Regions from separate parts of the Homo sapiens genome. Here all the other regions are linked to region 3. Evidence: chromatin contacts called from ENCODE Hi-C or POLR2A ChIA-PET data. All regions are on one chromosome and are shown on one strand. The core of a region is the stretch at or near the end of the contact, and the rest is flanking DNA. Distances in the headings are between cores, read along the strand shown.

Region 1 (2,700 bases), core at 179-2,678, 630 kb before region 3:
CTCTAAATTTCTCTTTTGTTTTGTTTTGTTTTGCATGTAGGGAGAGGAGTATATACTTCCTAAGGTTGTGAAAAGGATGGTTCATAATAAAAGTATGTAGCGTTATTGAGTACATACTATGTGTAGGAATGTTACATGAATAAATTTATGAACCTTCATATTAACCCAATCTGGCAAGTACCTGCACTATTATCACTATTCCTATTTAGTATTTAAGAAAACTCAGGTTTGACTGGATTAGGTGACTTGTCCAAAGGGATACAGTTCAGATTTTTTTTGTTTTTGTTTTTGTTTTATGTAGCATAGAGACTTTTTTCAACTTTTAGATTCAGTGGGTATACATGCAGGTTTGTTACCTGGGTATATTTCATGATTAAAGCTGAGGTTTGAACATGGCAGAGTGATTCTAAAGCCCGTGGTTAAAGGACTATGCTGTCATATTGGCATGTAAAGTGCTTATCATAGCTTAGCATAGAGTAAGGCTTCCACATGCAAATCAAAAGAGAAACATTAAACATTAGCTGAAGAGGAAAACCAAATCACCCACCAGGAGGAAATTGACCTGGCCCTTTCTCCCAAGTGTATCACATGATATGATGTGTGCAGGTGTCAGATGATGCTGAGATGGCCGACAGAGCTCAATTCAGAAACAAGTGATGAGCTCCTTAACAAATTCCCTCAGGAGAGAACTGCCTCCCCTCCCCTTTCAAACGAGGCTGACCTTGAAGTTGTGCCTAAATTGCTCACCACAATCTCAGGCTCAACTTGCTAACTCATCTATCCAAAACACATGCATCCCCGACTTCTCCCTATTTCATGGGGTATCAAAAATAGAGACTTGAACCTCATAAAGTTAGTACAGGCCGGGGTGTTCACCATCTTCATAGCTGATTTACAGTTGCTTTATTAAACTGCCTCTGATCTGGTCAGCAGGCTATGAATGTGAACACCTAGTTAGAGCTGACCTTGAATCCCATTGGAACAGTAGACTTCTTTATTACATTTGAAAACCTAAAAATGTTCAAGGGGAGGTGGAAGGGAGGAGAGGCAGGCAGAGGGTGCTAGGTGCTTTGTTCAACCACCATGGTTCCCTCTGTCGAGATGGAAGATGGCTGTTGCTTAAAGCTTCTGCCCATCTTTGTCCTCTGGAAATATTTGTATTATACAAATCAAAGAATGGAACGCACCTGCCTCCTCCTCATTCTTCTCCCCTCCCCGACACTGGAATGAATGCATACTCTTCACACAGGACCCACAGGAAACCTGTTACCCCAAGTAACTGTTGCATTCTCATGTGTTCAGTCACAGGAAGAATTTCAGTTTCTCTCTTCCCCACGATTGGAGATGAGGCTGAGGTCACGGGAGAGAAAGAGCCCTGTCTTGTCTCCCAACAAGAGGGGTCTGTGCAGCTGCTGGGCCCACAGCAGACAGAAGGCACGCGGCAGCTGAGGCTCTTTAGAAGGCTTCCCACCCACTTCCTGAGTCTGGCTTTGATTTCTTAAAGGGCAGATGCACTTATTCCAGAGTCGCTCCCTGATTCAGCTGTCGGGGGGAGGGTGGAATAAAAAGCTAAAGCAACCATTTCCTTTTCTGTAGCTCCTTTGCTTTGTCTCAGATCCTCTTTTCTGAGTTATCTGCTACTAAGTCTGTCTCTCCTTCCGCTCAGAGCAGCAGTGGCTGAGTTTTGTCGAGTGCTAGATAATCACTGATCTTAATTATAAACAGCCTCAGCTCAGAGGAATGGTTTTGATAGGAAAGTCAACACCAGGACGCAAGATGGGTAGGTAGCAAAATGGAACCCAAGCCAGTTTTCCAATAAAAAACAGACAAAATATATTTATAAGTAAGATTCAATTCATCCTCCACGCAGTAGCAGCCTGGAGGCTCCTTGTGAACTGACCTCTGTCTACTGTCCCCTTTAAACTTTTTTTTTTTTGATACGGAGTCTCACTCTGTCGCCCAGGCTGAAGTGCAGTGGTACAATCTCGCCTCCCTACAACCTCCACTTCCTGGGGTCAAGCAATTCTCCCGCCTCGGCCTCCCGAGTAGCTGGGATTACAAGCACGCATCACCACGCCTGGCTAATTTTTTTTGTATTTTTAGTGGAGACGGGGTTTCGCCATGTTAGCCAGGCTGGTCTCGAACTCCTGACCTCAAGTGATCCGCCTGCCTCGGCCCCCCAAAGTGCTGGGATTACAGGCTTGAGCCACCATGCCTGGCCACCCCTTTAAATTTTATGCTTCAGTAATAGTGTTGATTTTACCTCCAAAATACAGAGCTGTTTCATGCTTCTGTGCCTTTGTGGACTCTTCCCTCTGCCAGAAATGCCTTCTTACTGTGTCTTCCTGGAAATATCTTATTTGACTTTTAAAAACTGGTGCAGACATCACCGCTTCATCTCCCTCCAGTGTTTTTCATTTAATTGGTCTGGGATGTGGCCTGAGCCCTGGGAGTTTTAAGTGCTCCCCAGGTGATTCTAATCTGCACCAGAGTTTGCCAATCACTGCTTAAGGCCAGCAGTTTTCAGACTTGAGCAGGCATCAGAAACAGCTGGAGGGCTTGTTAAGGCACAGATTGCAGGGTCCACCCCCTGAGTGTAGAATTCAGTAGCTCTGGAGAATTTGTATTTCTTTCTTATTTTGTTTTCTCTTTTGTTTTGTTTTGTTTTGTTTTGTTTTACTTTTATGTTTTTGGATCTTG
Region 2 (2,700 bases), core at 42-2,541, 750 kb after region 3:
AATTGCCCTTTATTTTTTCGTACATCAGGGAGGAATGATAGATTTTGTGTATCTCTTGTGTGTCATTAGAACAGAAATATTTAGGGCTGCTAACTCCCGGAGTTGTGTACTTACCCTTATTACAGATGCAATGATTTTGTCTGACTGCATTGCTTTAAGATGAGTTTTATTGCTTTCATGCTTAGGCAAGGATATTTAATTTTATTTGTGTTTAGAGTATCTTGTTGTAATATACTTCTCCCCCATCTTGTGCTCCTAAATTTGGGATAAGCATAGAATCCTTTTAAGAATGTAGGTTATTTTCCAGTTTACTAGAAAGCATGACACATATAAATTAGCGACTAAGGATTATAGCGTCCTTTCCTAAAGGTTATCATGAAAAAAAGTTAAAATGTCAAAGAAGATCCTACTCCAGTAAAAACAATTTACTCTGTAAAATCCTGATACCTCATAGGAAGCTTTGGATCTTGTTCTCAGCTACCAAAATTCTTTAAATATGAAAGTTAACATGACAGGAAAGTGGAATACACTCTGTGCTGAAGACCCACTGTTCAAGGTGTGTGGTTATTAATCTGGGTTTGAATTTACAAATTATATGGTCTGATTAATTTGTAGATAGGGGTCGGTGGAGGTTAGACGATGGGCTTTAGAACAAAGAGGCTGATAAAATACTACTCACAAGCCTTTCTGCTTGTTTGTGACTCTCTGGAAATGCCATTAGATAGTTCTCATAGCTATGGTCAAAATAAGTAGGCTTAGAAATAAAAGACATTTTCTCCCCTGTAAAAGGAGGCGGCTGGCCTGTGCTCTTTCTAGGCTCTTCCCAGAGACAGCAACCTCGGCTTCTGAACCCTTAGTGCTCATTCTATGCTCCACCGCGTCTCCTCTACACGCCATGATCTTTGTTATCTGATTTGCTAGCCATTGTTATGGAAAGTTCTCGACTGTAATGCAAAAAGCTCAGCCTTGGGTCCTTGCTAATGTCAGCAACCCAAAGGCGCCCCTCAAACCACCTCGAAAAGAAAAATCCTTTAAAAGATGTCAAACTCTCCTTTCATGTTAGCCCAAAATGAAGTTCCCGAGCAGCATCTGGCAGAGCAGGGTAATTCAATCTATTTTAATGCAAAGATTTTCCAAGAAGGCAGGAAGCCGTCAAGGAGAAGGCTTTGAGGCATCTGCTGTTTTGTTTCCAGATCCCTTGTGTTAATTTAATGTTTCTAGGGAACCCGGCTCTTTCTTTTTTCTCGGAATCCCTGCTCTAGGAACTGGTGAGTGCGGGGGCGCTGTGGGAGCTGCAGATAAGCCAGCGCTTGGCCGGGCACCCGCGGGCCGCGCAGCGGGGCAGGGAGGCGCGCGGCCCCAGCCGCCCTAGGGCGCCGGCTGCCTCTGCGGGCCCCGGCTGCCCAGCCCAGCGCGGGGAGGCGGCGCCGACTGCCGGGGGGCGCCTGCAAGACCTGTTTATTTGCATTTGTCCAATTTGGCTCAAGTGAAAGGTAAATACGGAGCGATCAGCTTGTCCTCACTCCAGCAAAACCAGGGAAACTCAGCTCCATCTCCAGGAAACAAACCCAACCCAAACCTGAGTGAAACGTAAATCTTGCATAAACAAACACGTTCTTTTGCTTCTGGGAAGGAACACCGGAGAAATGGGCATTCCTTCCGACTGCCCGCCTCCCACTGTCGGTAAAAATGAGCCGTCACAGGTTGCCGGCAATTTCTTGTTGTGTCCCGAGCCATTCCGCGGATCTTGTTTTGAAGGGGCGAGTCAGGTGTTTGTGCGGCTCCAGATCCTGAACAGGTTATGCGCTGGGTCCTTCCTTATCAGGAGGGGGGTCAGGCTGCCCTCCCATTCTCATCTTCCGCCCCAGACCAGAGGCTACACCAAAGTTCACTTTTGAAAAGAAATCCTGCAGAATTAAAAATAAATGTCTGCCCTTTAAAATAGTTTCGTTTTAGTATTATGCATATTTCTGTTTAGGAACTTGTAATGCTAATAATTTATGTTGCTATGACAATTGTCCTGCATACCTAATATTAAATTTAATGAATTAATGTGGCGTATAGAGTAATAGTAACTTAACTAGTACTCCGATAATGCCAGTATTCCCTGTGTTACTAAGTTAATGGAATCAGAATTTTGGAGTTACAATATAGAGGTTTTTTAGGCCAATTTTTCTATGGGATTCTAGGGATCTTTTTATAACATTTCTGCTTTTCGAAGCAGTCTATACCATTGCTGGAGAGCCGTAATTACTAGGATGCTATTTCTTTTTGTTTGTTTGTTTGAGACAGGGTCTTGCTCTGTCATCCAGGCCGGAGTGCAGTGGGTCCAACTCAGTTCACTGCAACCACCACCTCCTAGGCTTAAGCGATCCTCCCACTTCAGCCTCCCCAGCACCTGGGACCACAGGCCCTCGTCACCGTCTGGTTAAGTTTTGTATTTTTTAGTAAAGATTTGGTTTCGCCATGTTGCCCAGGCTGGTCTCGAATAGAACATTATTCCTTATAGTAAGCTGAATTCCCTGTGTAATTATTCTTACTGTCCCTTCAATAATAAAAGCCTAAAATTATTCTTACTCATATATTTTAGTGAGGGTGGTGCATGCTTGAAGACCGTGATGAGTGTTCTCTTCTTATATTCAGGGCAACTATGATCACATATTGGGCTCCAGATCCTTGCTTTATGCATCTTCTTTTGAA
Region 3 (2,700 bases), core at 72-2,571:
GTAAAGTCTCCTGATTTTTTTTCAATGGTGGTAATTGATTAAAATAAATATTTCCAATACTGTATGTACTGAATAAAGAAAATTTGGGGCTGACCCTGGCCCAGCAACTGCCACTTAGCAATGTCTGGTATTGAAGTGAAAATAAGGCTCAGGGCTGGGCACGGTGGCTCATGCCTGTAATCCTAGCACTTTAGGAGGCCATGGTGGGCAGATTGCTTGAACCCAGGAGTTCCAGACTAGCCTGGGCAACATGATGAAATCCTGTCTCTACAAAAAGTACCAAAAAAAATCAGCCAAGCATGGTGGCAGGCACCTGTAGTCTCAGCTACTTGGGAGGCTGAGGTGGGAGGATTGCTTGAGTCCAGGAGGCCGAGGTTGCAGTGAGCTGAGATTACACTACTACACTTCTGCCTGGGCAACAGAGCAAGACTCTGTCTCAAAAAGAAAAGGCTCAGGAAGGTGACATCACTATGCTAATTCAAGGAGGAATGAAAGAGTGACCTCATGGGACAGTAGATCAGAGAATGTTCTACCTGGTGGCCAGCCTATTTGTGGGGAGGGGTCCCTAAGAAGAGGCTGTATGCTGGCTTGGGTTATGGAGGGCCAAAGCTCAGGGGCCTGGGGGAAGGAGAGAAGCTTAACCAAAGTTTGGCTAACAGGCATTTTGTTCTGATTGATCAGTGGTGACAAGCAGTTCAGCTAGTCATTTAGGAGGTCAAAAACAGAAGACTGGAAGATCCCTATCTAGTTTTGTCATCAGTAGACAAAGGGGCACTCATGAAACTTGTCTAAGTCATACGGGGAAGGGTGGCCCCTTGCAGTAAGTCATTTTCCAGAACGTAAAAGGGCAATGGGCTTTCTTAACCTTCAGGTAAAATTCCACTTTGTCAAAACATAAGCATGATGTAGACAAAGGTTGAGAGTGAGATCAGGCTTATTGCCCAGTCTTAAGCCATTTAAACCCAAGGTGGACTTTCCCCTCAGGAAAGAAGGGAAGGAAAGAAGCTAGGAAGGCCCTGGCTAGGTTCTGTGTGGGTTGGGGAATGTGAATCCTGATGGAGCAGCCTAAAGAAGTCAAGCAGTCCTGTAGCAGCAGCCGTGGGGGAGGTTCCTCCTGGGAGTGGAGGAGGGCGAGTGCTGCAGGTCCATCAGTGGAAATGGGAATGGACCATTAGGCGGAGAAGACTTATCGAAGCTGCGAAGTCCAAGATCAAGGTGCCAGCAGATTCTGTTCCTGGTGAAGGCTATCTTCCTGTTTTGCAGGTGGCTACCTTCTCGCTGTGTCCTCATATGGTGGAGAGTGAGACTTCATCTAAAAAGAAAAAAAAAAACCCACTCCGGACATAGTGACTGTAGCTGGGTCTTGGACTGCAAGAAGACCATCCTGGTGAGAAGATCTTGACCACAGGTGATATTCACCTTGGATAAAAAACATTCTGATAATTCAGAATGTTTGTGCAAATAAGATTTCTAACCCAGTTCTATGGAGGTATAATTTATATATGGTAAAATTCACCTCTTTAGGTATTCAGTTTATGAATTTTGAGAAATGCAATCACCAGCCACTACAGTGAAGATTCAGAACATTTCCATCACCCCAGAAAGCCTCCTAGTGACCCTTTGGAGTCAGTCCCCTCCCCTCAGCCTGAGCTCCTGGTGACCAGTGATCTGATTTCTATCCATGTACTTCTCCCTTTTCCAGAGCATCACCTGAGTGGAACCGCACAGTATTCCACCACAGTATTTTGCATCCGACTTCTTTTCCTTGGCATGTGCTTTTGAGATTCATCCTTTGCTGTTATATTATCAGTGGTTTGTTCCTTTTTGTGGAGAGTATTTTATTGTTTGGATATACCACAGTGTGTTTATTAGTTTATCGCCAGTAGATGGACATTTGTATTGTTTCCTGTTTCTGGCTGTTAGGAATAAAGTTAATATAAATATAAAAAAAAAAAAACCCAATAAAACAAGAAGCTAGAAAGTTGCTAGTTTTCAGTAGAGGGGGACAGGCTGCTGTAGAAGCTCAGGACTGCTCTGCTTTTGGCACCCAAAGGTGAGAGTGTTTTGCTGAAGGCAGCAGCTGTGAGGAGTGACAACTCCACCAAAGTCAAGGAAGCAGGTGTAGAACAGGCAGGTCATAGGTGGCAATCTGTGGTCCTAAAATACCCTGGAAAAGACCGGGAGCCCTTACAGGATTGAGAAACCAAGAGAAAATGTGGGGCAAAAAAATTCCTCAGGTTTCATTCACAGTCATCCCCACAGCCATCTTAAGTCATCAAGAAAGATTCGGAAAAGCTCCGAGAATCAGCAGATGGGGGCTAGTGCAAAATAATACTTTTTGTCTTAATTATTAGTAATCTCAATCCCTCACTCAATTCTTAGGTTGATGCCTGGGAGGTAATATTTACTACCTTGCATTTCCATAAATGGTGACCTTTTTTATATGGATGTTGGACACCAGGGAATGCTCTTAAGTTAACTGCATTTCATCAGATCCCCCTACTATTTAAATTGATCTTATTTCTATCATTTCACCTCAAGATTTATTGTTCTTATCTTACATTCTAAAGAACTGAGGGCTGTCTTTGAAGTGGATATGAAAAGTTTCACCTCAGTCTACCAATATATCATTGAAAGTTTAAAATAACAAATACAAGAACAAAAATACTCTCCACTTGTCCAAGCATCCCAGGAGGTCTC
Region 4 (2,700 bases), core at 91-2,590, 860 kb after region 3:
AAAAAACCTCCCTGTGATGAAATTGACCCAAATGACTCAAATCAGAAGAACAGACCCAGGAGTAGAAAAGCCACAGATGAAGAACAGTAACAACAGCAACAACAACAAAACACTGGTGAGCATTCAACCATTACAATGCCACCTTAGGACTAAACAATGGGGCAAGGGGGCATGGATGATTGTTAAAGAAATGTATAACTATTAGGCATCTGGCAAAATAAAAATTATGTAAGTGAAAAAAAATCAAGTGTGAGGAAGTGGAGAGGAAATGTAAAGTAATTATAGAGTATTTCTATAAAAACATGCAGTTAACCCTTGAGTTTTCGTAACTTTTTTCTGTGCATTAAATTGTGTGTGTGTATGTTTTCAAGTATGTTAACTTGTAACCGCTGGTCAGAATGTCATTTTGTTTCACTTCTGCTTTTTCTTCTGTTACATCCAAACAAAATTACATAGCTCTTACTGGAAAGAAAAGGTCATATGTTATCATTTTAAATGAACCCATTACCCTCTATCTAGCCTTCTACCAGTGTATGTGCATACAGAGATATCCAGAATGATGGTCACCAACTGTAAACACAATAGCGGGATATTGGATGATTTCTTTTCTTCTTTGCGCTGTTTTCTGTTGCTTTATTTTTTTTTTAATGAGCCTATGTTTTTATACAAGCCGTAAAATCATTGCTGTTAATCTCAACTATTGATCAGTAGTGTCATCAGTATTCTAATTGCGTCATAGTCATTGTTTTTTAAATTGTAGTGTTGACAAACACCAGAAAGAGCCCTTGACAATATTTTTGCAACTCATCTCTAAGGTGCTGGCCGCTGCCCAGAGGCCAAAGACATGGGCTGTGGAAAACATCAGCTCTTGTAATAAGGTGCCTTTGCCTTCTTATTGAATCATAAATCAAAACACAATAGTGGACTGATGAGCATGAAGTAGACTGACCTGAATCCCTGTGATGCTGATGGATGGGAGTATAGTGTACTGTGCTGTCAAACAAATGTCTGAACCTAGCAAATGACTTTGGATGTTTGGAGTCCGTCTCAATCTCTGCACTTGGCTGCTGTGAGTGCCTTTCACTTCCTCCATTGCGATTCTCCTGCCTCTGGGCCTTTGCACATGCAATTCTCTCTTCTCGAGATGCGCCACGCCCTGTTCCTCCTTCATCACCCAGCTCCTCCTCCTAGTGTTCAGGGCTTAGCTTTAGCCTCCTTCCCCTGGAAGGCCTTCCCTAATGAAGTTAGGAGCTCCTCTGTATAACCAAAGGCACTGCTCACTGGTTTTGCTGGGCACATTTATAACCATTCACTCAATGTCATGCTTCTTAGCAGACTGGCCTCAGGCAAATAAGAATCTAGTTCAGGAAGTGTAAGGTCAGATTTCCTCGTTGCCCCGTCTCATACTTCCTGTTCCTCTTCTGGGCTCTGCCAGAACGGTAACTCCACTCTTGTGGCCTCTGCTATGAACAAACCCCGCTCTCTTCCCTTCCTGCTACCCTATGGCCTCTTAGGTTTATTTTGTTCTCAGCAGCCCTCTTGGCTCTGGCTTCTGTTAGCAGCTACACGTTTTCTCGGTAATATTTCAAGTTCAACCTCATCGGCGAGGGTAGCTGTTTGGTTTAGCCTTTGTCCTCTAGCACGTGCCTTTCCTGCAGGGAGGGGCATTCCCAGCCTTGGAACAGGCCCCATCACTAAGGCCACAGACAGTGCCAGAGGGAGCTGGGGTCTGTGCAGCCATTCTTGAATTCCCCCAGAATGCCTTGCCTGGCCTTGAGTAAAAGGGATAGAAGTGAAAAAAGCCTGTTACAAAGCAGCATGTACGAGGTAACCCTTCATGTGTGTTTTATATATCAAAGAAAATAGACTAGTTATTATCAATGAGTTTTTCTGGTGGGATTTCTAGTTATTTTTATTTTGTTGCTTTCAAAGTTTCTGTAACAGGCAGGGTGCTGTGGCTCACGCCTGTAATCCTAGCACTTTGGGAGGCCAAGGCAGGTGGATCACCTGAGGTCAGGAGTTCAAGACCAGCCTGGCCAACATGGTGAAACCCTGTCTCTGCTAAAAATACAAAAATTAGCTGGGCATGGTGGCAGTTGCCTGTAATCCCAGCTACTTGGGAGGCTGAAACAGGAGAATCACTTCAACCCAGGAGGTGGAGTTTGTAGTGAGCCAACATCATGCCATTGCTCTCCAGCCTGGGTGACAGAGTGAAACACCGTCTCAAAAAAAAAAAAAAAAAAAGTTTCTGTAAAAACATTTTCACAGATACTTAACAGCATTGAAGCCCTGAATCATGGCGTTGTACAGAGCAGCCCCCAGGAAGAAGACAAGAGCCAATTGGCTCTGCCATTTGGAAGCATTGCCTTCTTCTCCCCACGATTCTCATTTCTGCCCCCAAATGATGTGTTTGTTGCCTTGCTCATTTCACCGGGGTGTCTTTTTCCTCCTCAGGTGACAGATTGACTGGGATCCCCTCGCACATCCTCAACAGCTCCCCATCAGACCGGCAGATTAACCAGCTGGCCCAGAGGCTGGGCCCTGAGTGGGAGCCCATGGTGCTGTCTCTGGGACTGTCCCAGACGGATATCTACCGCTGTAAGGCCAACCACCCCCACAACGTGCAGTCGCAGGTGGTGGAGGCCTTCATCCGTTGGCGGCAGCGCTTCGGGAAGCAGGCCACCTTCCAGAGCCTGCACA
Region 5 (2,700 bases), core at 77-2,576, 840 kb before region 3:
AGGCTCCTTTGAGGAGCGAAAATGAAAACTATCAACTTTTTAAAATGTCCAGGATTGCATCCGTTGTTGTGCATGTGCGGGGATGGAAAAAGCGGGCAGGGTTTTAGAAATAACACAGTAGTACCGGACAAAACAATCTCCAGGAACCAACCGGTTGAGCCGCCAAAACAGGAATCAGGCGCGCAGCCTCGGCCAGTCGGGAAGCCACTGGCACCTATGGCCAGGCGAGAAACTGTTTACTTTCTCCACCCCACCCCAGATGCACACAATGGAGTTGATGGCTTTGGAGATGAGAAGCGCCACCGGACTGTTAACCCCGAAGGGAAGAAAAACAAGCAACCCTAAACCACGCTCTGGGCAGGGCTGTTAATTGTGCCGGTGACAAATCCGATGATTAATGGGCAGGGGCAGGAGGCGCGGGGAGACGGCACGTCCGTTCTGAGCTGGCTCCGGGGCAGCGGCGCAGCTTCCCACCCCGGGGCTGGGCCGCCGACCACGCAACGGTTGGAGGGGGCTGAGGAAAGGGGACGTCGAACCCACCCCAGCCCCACGGCTCCTTTGTCCCCAAATCCGCCGACGGTCCTCGGACCGCAGCTCCCGCCTCGGTGGGCTTAAGTTTCTTTGTTGTGCGTGTTGTCTTCTCCTCTCCGTTTTGCCAGCTGGGGGGAAGGGGGCGCCCTCCGTCCAGCCCCTAAAGCCTCGCGGGGAACCGCTGTTAGCGGCCACCCAGCGCAACCACACCGGTCCCGCGGCGGGGCCCAAGCGCGACCGGCCCCGGGGCGCTGCCGAGGTTCCCGCAGCCCCGACGGCCGGACTCTGACCCAGGGATGTGGGGCCCGCGTCCCTCCGACGCCCTCGCCCTGCTCACCTGCCAGCAGCTCCTGCAGGCTCTGGCTGAAGGTCTGCAGCTGTCGCTCGCTCGTGAGCCCCTTGGTGCGGAGAAACTTGGAGATGAAGGACACGGCGGCGGCGATCTCGCCTATCATGGTGGCGGCCCGGGTGTAGAAGGGATGCATGGGGGCGGCGTGCGGGGGCGGCCCGGGGCGGCTGGGGCTCGGCGGCGCGGCCCCGACGGCGGAGCAGCCACCCCGGGCTTCCTCACCGGGCGGAAGGCTGAGAGGAAGAGAGGGCGTGAGGGGCGGACGACTACTTTTGTCTTTCTTTCTTTAGACTAAAAAAGTTATTTTCGAGACAGGAGGCGGCAGGAGAGAGGAAGAGACGAGCGATGGCGGCCTGGTCACATCGCTCGGACCTCCCCAGCTGCCTCCGCCTCCAGCTCCGCAGCATTCGAAGATCTCAATAGCTGCATTTCCAGCTCCGAGAGGCGAAGAGATGCAAGCGCCGTGCAGCACCCTTTATAGTGCCACGAAAAGGAAGTGGCGTAGCTGGAGCGTGATGGCCGACTCCAGCCAATCCGAATATCGCACCATTGTGACGCAAGCCGGTTCGGAGCCGAAAGGGGCGGGAAAAGAGTTCAGGAGGCGGGTCCAGAGATAGGGAAGAGAGGGAGGAGCTGACGTAATCCGCTTGTAAACAAATAAACCCGGAGTGGCGGCTGGAGACCCAGTTGCTTGTGTCGAGGGAGGGAGGGAGGGAACAGAGGGTGCGCGTGTGAAAGCTCCGCCCCCAGCCCTAGCTCCTCCTTCCCGCTTCAGCAGGTCCAGGCTCTGCGCCAGTGCATCCTTCTCCAAGAGTGCGCTGCCTGGGCCCGCTTGCCCTGGAGTGTAAGTGCTGGGTAAATAAGAACCGCCTGGCGCAGGCTGTGTCTACTCTTCACGCCGCCTTCTCAGATCGGGCTGCATGTCCCCACTCCGTGTTTACATCTCGTTCCCGCTCCGGGTCTCGGTGACTGGCTCCTCAAGCCGGAGACGCGTGTGGTGCGGCGCGATGCGGGCGCCAGCGCTGTGTGTGCTGGCGGTGCGCTGCCTTAGTGCGGGGGAAAGTGGAGGGAACGGTCCTGCGGGGCGTTCTGTCCAAGAAAAAGGACTGCAGCCTCGGGGAGCCAGGGTCCCCTCGCAGACGAGCTGCCAACGCCGCGGAGCCATTTCTGTTCCACCCTAGGGGAGGAGTAGGGGGATATCTTTTAAAAGTTTAATTGCAAAATAAGTAGGTTAGTAAGGCCATTTGTGGTTGCTGTTTCAGTAACTTCAGCAGTCAACGGAGAGAAGAGTGGAAACCTTACTGGATGCGGACAGGAGAGCCAGTTACTGAAAGCAGATATAACGCGGATCCTGTAAAGAGTGGTGTGTATCCAAAAAAAAAAAATCTGTACAATGTATTTTAAAACTTGTGTGCACAAAACTGAAGATTTTCTTTTTTACCTAGTCCAAATGCCGTCCTAGCCTGAGTCCTGCTCTTTATAAAAATAAAATAAAAAGAATTTGAAGCTTGTGAAAGTATTAAGTGTAGACATTCAAGTTTATTTGAAACCCTACCAAAAAAAAAAAAAAACAACCTTAAAAACCAGTGTAACAGGAAGGCGGGAGCCTGCTAAAACGATTAGGCCTAAGACAGGGTTAACCCCAACTCCATTAAGGAGAAGGGGGAAAAGAAAAAAAGAAAGATGAAGGGAGGCAGGCAGATGGAGAAAGCAAACAGGAGGCAGAAGTTGAACTCTACCAGATGGAAATAAATATCCCGACCTTAGTTGATCATCAATATTGCAAAACACACCACTTTGAGTGTTTTTTTTTTCTTTTT

The links. Hi-C counts contacts between places; a loop is a spot of excess contacts on that map. ChIA-PET counts read pairs that join two places held with the same protein, here RNA polymerase II (POLR2A). Pooled maps may share reads with other maps.
Region 1: a pooled map shows a loop between it and region 3 (3-fold over the local background). The contact joins the promoter of LINC02391 here to the promoter of LINC02413 in region 3. A Hi-C loop is called at or near these places in 3 of 37 single-sample maps with no recorded cell type and 3 of 50 pooled maps. POLR2A ChIA-PET finds 5 or more read pairs at or near these places in 1 of 52 experiments (OCI-LY7).
Region 2: a loop to region 3 is called in a map of MCF 10A, with 10 times the contacts of the local background. The contact joins the enhancer-like site here to the promoter of LINC02413 in region 3. A Hi-C loop is called at or near these places in 1 of 168 maps with a recorded cell type or tissue (MCF 10A), 8 of 37 single-sample maps with no recorded cell type and 9 of 50 pooled maps. POLR2A ChIA-PET finds 5 or more read pairs at or near these places in 1 of 52 experiments (A673).
Region 4: a loop to region 3 is called in a map with no recorded cell type, with 11 times the contacts of the local background. The contact joins the enhancer-like site here to the promoter of LINC02413 in region 3. A Hi-C loop is called at or near these places in 7 of 37 single-sample maps with no recorded cell type and 5 of 50 pooled maps.
Region 5: a map with no recorded cell type shows a loop between it and region 3 (2.1-fold over the local background). The contact joins the promoter of BTG1 here to the promoter of LINC02413 in region 3. A Hi-C loop is called at or near these places in 3 of 37 single-sample maps with no recorded cell type and 2 of 50 pooled maps. POLR2A ChIA-PET finds 5 or more read pairs at or near these places in 2 of 52 experiments (B cell and activated CD4-positive, alpha-beta T cell).

Annotation. Positions count from the first base shown.
Region 1 is chr12:92,362,404-92,365,103 of GRCh38, forward strand. It overlaps LINC02391 (long intergenic non-protein coding RNA 2391), which reads right to left and starts at 1,429. Exons shown (of 5, transcript XR_007063404.1): 1 at 1,188-1,429. All of the region lies in intron 1 of LOC105369902 (a long non-coding RNA gene), which reads left to right. RefSeq lists enhancers at 412-501, 982-1,031.
Region 2 is chr12:93,741,065-93,743,764 of GRCh38, forward strand. All of the region lies in intron 2 of CRADD (CARD and death domain containing adaptor protein), which reads left to right. Among named protein-coding and RNA genes, the nearest start is that of CRADD-AS1, 4.6 kb to the left of the region's middle. RefSeq lists enhancers at 254-1,210, 1,211-2,167 and silencers at 1,254-1,423, 1,454-1,543. Within about 2 kb of position 1,292, at least 32 of the 41 ENCODE cell types and tissues checked have a DNase peak (open chromatin) inside an H3K27ac peak, as active enhancers do.
Region 3 is chr12:92,989,424-92,992,123 of GRCh38, forward strand. It overlaps LINC02413 (long intergenic non-protein coding RNA 2413), which reads left to right and starts at 1,322. Exons shown (of 4, transcript XR_945212.3): 1 at 1,322-1,387.
Region 4 is chr12:93,847,516-93,850,215 of GRCh38, forward strand. CRADD (CARD and death domain containing adaptor protein) reads left to right here. Exons shown (of 3, transcript NM_003805.5): 3 at 2,455-2,700. Among named protein-coding and RNA genes, the nearest start is that of CRADD-AS1, 110 kb to the left of the region's middle. RefSeq lists a silencer at 479-528 and an enhancer at 1,445-1,544. Within about 2 kb of position 1,341, at least 11 of the 41 ENCODE cell types and tissues checked have a DNase peak (open chromatin) inside an H3K27ac peak, as active enhancers do.
Region 5 is chr12:92,144,520-92,147,219 of GRCh38, forward strand. It overlaps BTG1 (BTG anti-proliferation factor 1), which reads right to left and starts at 1,327. Exons shown (of 2, transcript NM_001731.3): 1 at 869-1,327. The coding sequence starts at 1,016. It overlaps BTG1-DT (BTG1 divergent transcript), which reads left to right and starts at 1,566. Exons shown (of 3, transcript NR_135036.1): 1 at 1,566-1,724; 2 at 2,143-2,243. RefSeq lists enhancers at 1-38, 299-348, 308-844, 1,679-1,978 and a silencer at 769-1,088.